Regions from separate parts of the Homo sapiens genome. Here region 2 is linked to region 1. Evidence: chromatin contacts called from ENCODE Hi-C or POLR2A ChIA-PET data. All regions are on one chromosome and are shown on one strand. Each heading gives the region's core, a stretch centred on a gene start or an enhancer-like site at or near the end of the contact. The rest is flanking DNA. Distances are from core to core; before and after follow the strand shown. Region 1 overlaps THADA (THADA armadillo repeat containing). Region 2 overlaps LOC105374570 (a long non-coding RNA gene).

Region 1 (2,700 bases), core at 178-2,677:
TGTTATTGAAGCATCTGCACCTCTTTGTGTATATGTTCACAGAAGTGTCTACTTTTACTACTAGAATGGGCACATCAAAACCAAATATTGGTATCTTATTATGTGTGAGTAGGAGAGTGAGAGTAGCATTGTGTATACCGCCATTTTCATCTCCTTTAATCACCTCACTCACTGTGCATGTGTGTGTGTGTGTGTGTGTGTGTGTGTGTGTGTGTGTGTGTGTGTGTGTAGATATCCTAAATACGTTTTTTCTACCGATGTGGAACATTCTATCCCACTTCATAGCTGTCTTCCTGGCCTTTGGCACGTGTGTGCACACACACACACGTATATAAAATTTAGTGTTTGATTCCTTCAAAGTATAGGTGTTAATGTATTCAGAATGCTGTGTAAAATTTTTTATGCCAGACCTAAATTTTATTCATGCTTTCAATGCCTGTACTTTGTGTATTTTTAAAAGCTATTTGCATTGTAAGTTTGAAAGTGAGTTATGTTCTCTGGTGTACTCTTAGTATCTTAGTATCTTGAGTGTGTTGAACTTAATTGTAATTTATACTAATTTCCTCTCTATTCCTTTCATCTCATCTTTAAAGTGCTGAGGGAAAGGAAGAGGACTTGGTGGCAAGAGCCAAGACAAAAGAACAATGTGTGTGTAATTTGTTCAGAAGGTACAAAGTTAGATTTGTGATTTGTTGATGCATTATCTCATTTCTCAAGTAATTCCACTAAGTAGGCACTATTATTCCCATTTTATAGAAAACAAAATGTAGTGACAGAGCGAGACTCTGCTTAAAAAAAAAAAGAAAAGAAAAGAAAATGTAAAATTATTTAGCAAGGTTGAATGAATCACCCAAGGTTACACTGCCACTGTGTGGTATTCCTCTGGTCAGGCTGGTTCTAGACCTTTGCTCTTTCTCTACTTTGCATTTCCTCATTCCCACCCCACCACAGAATAAATAATCTGTGGAACATGGTTTCACATTCTATTCCATGATGTAGTAGCAGCCTTTTCTAAAATGAAATGCTGTGCATATTATTATTTTTTAATTGCCATTGGAAGTAGGCTGAATGTAGTCAGATAAATAGTATTTGAACTGCCTTAGTTTATGTGGAATATTACCTTTGTCTGAATGCATGACTTTTTTTAAACTTTTAATGTGATTTTATAATTTAGATGAGTATTTGCCTTAACAATGATGAGTTTTGCACATTTTTAAGACTACTTGGAGGTATTTATATACCTCAAATATTTACTAGGAAGTATCTTTGCAAGGTTAGGTAAAACATTTTACCAAATGAGTTTCAATGAGTCTCTGTTGGGAAAGGTTAAATAGCACTGTAGCGTAGTCTTTTGGCAATCGAGCAGTTCGTCTGCACAAATAACAGTGAATATAATTGATGGTCTTAGTAATAAGGTCATAAAGTCAAAAAGAGCTACCACAGTGTGGTCAACGTTTTGACCATAAGGAACAGAATGTAAAAGTTGGTTAGCTGGAAGGATTTCCTGCCTCCTTAGTAACTATTGTGTCTCTGTTTCCTTAGTCATAGCTGAATTGAGAAGAAGAGAAAAATCTTTTAATTCTGCATTTAGAATTGATGTTTTTCAGATTTACATAGTGGAAAGCGTGTTTGGATGAGTATAAGCCAGAACCTAACCTATCCTTTGCATAAATGCCTTTCTGCAATACTGCTTATTCAGGATAGGCTTCTCTTGTGTCTTCTTGTTAGCCTGCTCTCTAACCCTTGTTTTACACATTATAGCATTTAATATGCTCCTGTTTTTAACTGACAGAATTACTCTTTGCATTGTTGTGTGTGTTTGTGTGTGTGTGTGTGTGTGTGTGAGAGAGAGAGAGAGCGAGAGCACGTGCTTATGCAAGAGAGAAAGTGTGTTTGTATGACGGACAGAAGTACTACAGGCATACCAAGAAACAGCTGCCACCTAAAATTTATAATCAACAATAGAAAGAAAAATAGAGATTTTTTAAAAACGGGAATTCCGTAGAAGCAGGTATACTGTAATATAGGGAACAGATGGAAAAAAAGTAAGTTACACTCTCAGGGAGGTGAGATGAAATTAAGAGCAATCTGTGAATAAGAAGGAGCTTTAGAAAATTAAAAAATATGATAGCCCAAGTAAAAATTTCAGTACATACTAGGGAAGACAGTAAAAGGACACTGCCAGAGATTGACCTAGAGAGAGGGAGATGGAACATGGGAGAGAAAAAATAAGATTAGAGGATTATCAGGCAGTTGAACATTCAACTTACAGAAGTTCAGAAAGGAGAGCAGAGCAAAGTGAGGGCAGAAAATTATCAAGTAGCTTAAGAACATGTAGAACTAAAGAACATGAGTCCTAGTACAGTGAATGAAAAATGATTCACCCCAAGACTCGTCATTTCCAAAATTTTGTGAAGTGAGAGAAAAAAAAAACAGCTCATATACAGAGAATTAGGAATCAAAATGACAGTGGACTTAGAAGTTAATGGAGCATTGCCTTCAAAATTCTGAGGGCATATGATTTGCTTCTTATTCGTATTTAACTTAACTGTTAATCACACTTGGAGCTAAAATAGAGTGTACTTTTATTTTAAAAGTTTTCTTTTAAATTAAGGACAAGGAAAATATCTTTCTCTTTCTTTCCAGGACATACATGAATACAGCACCTAAGTATTTTTTAAAAGTTAGTTGCCAAACAAT
Region 2 (2,880 bases), core at 29-2,528, 320 kb after region 1:
GCCCACAAACCCTGCCGCCGACACCCCACAACCCCTCCTTCCTGGAGCCTCAGTTTCCTCAAGTATGAAAGGGGATAAAAAATGCCCACATCTCAGGATTAACATCAAGCAAGGTCTTAGATGAAAAGCACCTGGCCCATGGCAGCCGAGAAGGCTAGTTATTATTACTGCTATTGGTGTTATTGCCCGCACCCTGCACCTGCTGAGCACCTGCATGTTCCTCTGGGTTCCCGGCAGGGTCTAAATGCCTAAACTCACATCAGGTGTTAGGGAAGTTGTGTTGACCAGGGTGGACTCTGATTAACCTTCCACCTCCTTGCCTTGGGCTCTTGGAGCTGAGAGGGAGCACCATGGCTGGAGTCTGAGTGTGGCTGGCCCTCACTCAAAACAGCCTGAGTGAAGGAGGAAGGAAGAGAGGTTGAACTGAGTGGCTTGGGCCCCAAAGGATGTTGAAAGCTAGGCCGCGGAGTGACAGTTCTTGGGGGCCCCACTGTAGCTCCCTGCCCGCCCCACCGGCTGCTGTCAGTGGGAAGTGCACAGGCCCGGGGTGGGTAGAGGTAGGGTCCCAGCCTGGGCCAGCTCCCCGGGCCCTGCCACTGCAGACCTGGGCAGCCACCAGAGCTTTGCGTCTTGGGGTCAGCATTGCCTTCTCCAGGCTCCTCCAGTGGAAGCCGCCTCCTCACCGCACCCCCAGGCCCCACCTCGCCCCACCTCACCCCACCTCGCCCCACCTCACCCCACCTCGCCCCACCTCACCCCACCTCGCCCCACCTCACCTAGGCGCAGCCCCAGAAAATATCTATGAAGCACTCACTTCATAGATAGCACCTGTGCCAGGTGGTTTCAGTTCCACAACCTCATTTAATCCTCCACAATTCCCTGACATTTTATAGGAAAGAAAACTGGCTCAGAGAGGCTGAGTAACCTGCTCAAGATGACACAGCTTGTGGGTGGCTGAGTTGGCCTTCCAACCCAGATTCCTGTCATGTTCCTCAAGCCGACAGGTGGGTGAATTTGTGCTGGAAGAGACTATGCGACTAGGCCTCTTGTTTGTTGGGGGAAGAAATAGACACCCTGCACTGGGAATTGAGCGCCCCAGGCCATGCCGCAGGCTCCTGGCAGAACCAGGACGGGTTATAGAAACTTCTTTTGGCATTGGGTGCCAATGGGAGGGGCTCTGCCGGGAAGGCTTCCTCCTTTGCTGCCTCCAGGTCTCCCCTCAGAGGCCACCTCCCCACAGAGAAGCCTTTCTGGCAGTCCTAGCTGAAGTAGGGCACTATCACCCTCTATCCTGGGCTGGCTTTAGTTTTCTTTGTAGCACTTATTGTCACTTGCAGTTTTATGTATCCAATTATTTATTTATTGGTTCTCCCCCATGCTAGAATATGAACTCCATGAGCTCCAGGAGGGTCTGTCTTGTTCCCTTGCCTAGAATAGTACCTTGCACAAACGCCACAATTTTTTTGTGGAATGAATGAATGAGAGTGTCAGGTGATAAAGAAGCAAGCATACATGGGGGAAAGTTTGGTGTGATAATTCTGGTGGAGGAGGGAACTGAGAAGTAATTTACAAAAGGGAAGGGGCAGGGCCACTGTGGACAGCCATAGCATCTGGCACGAAGACTGCCAAGTGAATGGTGCCCCCTGCAGTTGGACAGTTCTCAACTTGGACAACAGTCCATGGTGCCCTTAAGGGTGGGAAGGGACCATCCCCTCAGCAGGGACTGAGGGAGAAGGGAGCCATGAATGGGGCAGGTCTGCAGGTGCCCTCAGCGGGAGGAACAGGCTGTTCCCTCTGTAAGGACGCCACGTGGTTGCGGTTAGCAGTTTGCCATCCGGTGTTGTCTCCACAGACAGTTGTCCAACCAGGGAGGGGGCTACTGCTCTGCTGTGAGCAATCGCTAGTACCTGGAGCACCCAGCAGGCTTCGGGCAGGAAAATCACCTGACACACCCCACAAACACACACCAAACACTGTGGACAAAGATAATCGCACAGGCAGAGGGGGGCTGTTTCCTGAGCCAGCCCCGGGCTCAGAGGTGGAGGACACTGTGTACTGAGGTCTCTCCCCTGAGCAGGGGCCTCGGTGAGGAACTTGTCACAGCTCTGTGGCCTGCCCCCCTTCCTCCTCCCCAGCCCCACAGGCTGGGCACAACAACAATCACCTGGCGATCGCAGGCCGTCTTCAGTGAGTCACCCTGCCCACAGTGAGCCTGGCTGGACGATGTTATCAGCTCCCCTGCTTACTTAATTCCTTGGGTGACATCACCACCGCCTCCGTCTTCTCCTTCTCGGCACTGTAGCCTGCAGCCTGGCATATCCTGGAAGGGAAGGCGGTGGAGGTCTCTTGCCAGAAACTACCAGGGCAGGTAAATTGGAACCTTCAGTTCCTTGACCTTTAGCCCCAAGGGGCTTGCCCTAGTTTCTTGCTTTGCACACAGGGGCCTCAGTTTACCTCCCAGGAGATGCTGTCTGCAGTGAAGCCCTGGGAAACACATGGCACCTCTACTCTGTGCTCATTCCCTCTCTCCTTGTGCAGAGGGGGTTTCCTGTTGGACAGAGGCCAAGCTGCTTGCCCTTCAATGTGTCCAAGTTTATCCTGGGGTTGTACCCCCAAGTCCAGCCTAAGTTCTGTCTCGCGTGGACACAGCTGCCTCCGAGCCTCTGTGATGGGCCTTTGGGTTCCCAGGCTCTCCCAGGCTCAGATGGGGCAGCCCTGCTGGCCTTCTACCCGCCTCTGTGTCCGGCCACCATGACCTGGGACTCAGCCCCTCACCTCCTGGGAGCCCAGGCCAGCCCTTCCCCGCCACAGCCTAGCATTCCCTTTTGCGTCCCCTCACCTTCACCCTTGCCAATACCGACCTGCAGGCCCAGTGGCACA

Evidence for each region. A loop is a pair of places that touch in the nucleus more often than their neighbours do. ChIA-PET counts read pairs that join two places held with the same protein, here RNA polymerase II (POLR2A). Pooled maps may share reads with other maps.
Region 2: a loop to region 1 is called in a pooled map, with 3 times the contacts of the local background. The contact joins two enhancer-like sites. A Hi-C loop is called at or near these places in 1 of 168 maps with a recorded cell type or tissue (PC-9) and 3 of 50 pooled maps. POLR2A ChIA-PET finds 5 or more read pairs at or near these places in 1 of 52 experiments (OCI-LY7).

The regions. Positions count from the first base shown.
Region 1 is chr2:43,454,663-43,457,362 of GRCh38, reverse strand. All of the region lies in intron 26 of THADA (THADA armadillo repeat containing), which reads left to right. Among named protein-coding and RNA genes, the nearest start is that of THADA, 140 kb to the left of the region's middle. Within about 2 kb of position 1,427, at least 4 of the 41 ENCODE cell types and tissues checked have a DNase peak (open chromatin) inside an H3K27ac peak, as active enhancers do.
Region 2 is chr2:43,130,494-43,133,373 of GRCh38, reverse strand. It overlaps LOC105374570 (a long non-coding RNA gene), which reads right to left. Exons shown (of 3, transcript XR_940018.3): 3 at 1,000-2,320. Among named protein-coding and RNA genes, the nearest start is that of LINC02580, 29 kb to the right of the region's middle. RefSeq lists enhancers at 1-102, 2,201-2,260 and a silencer at 1,661-1,710. Within about 2 kb of position 1,278, at least 16 of the 41 ENCODE cell types and tissues checked have a DNase peak (open chromatin) inside an H3K27ac peak, as active enhancers do.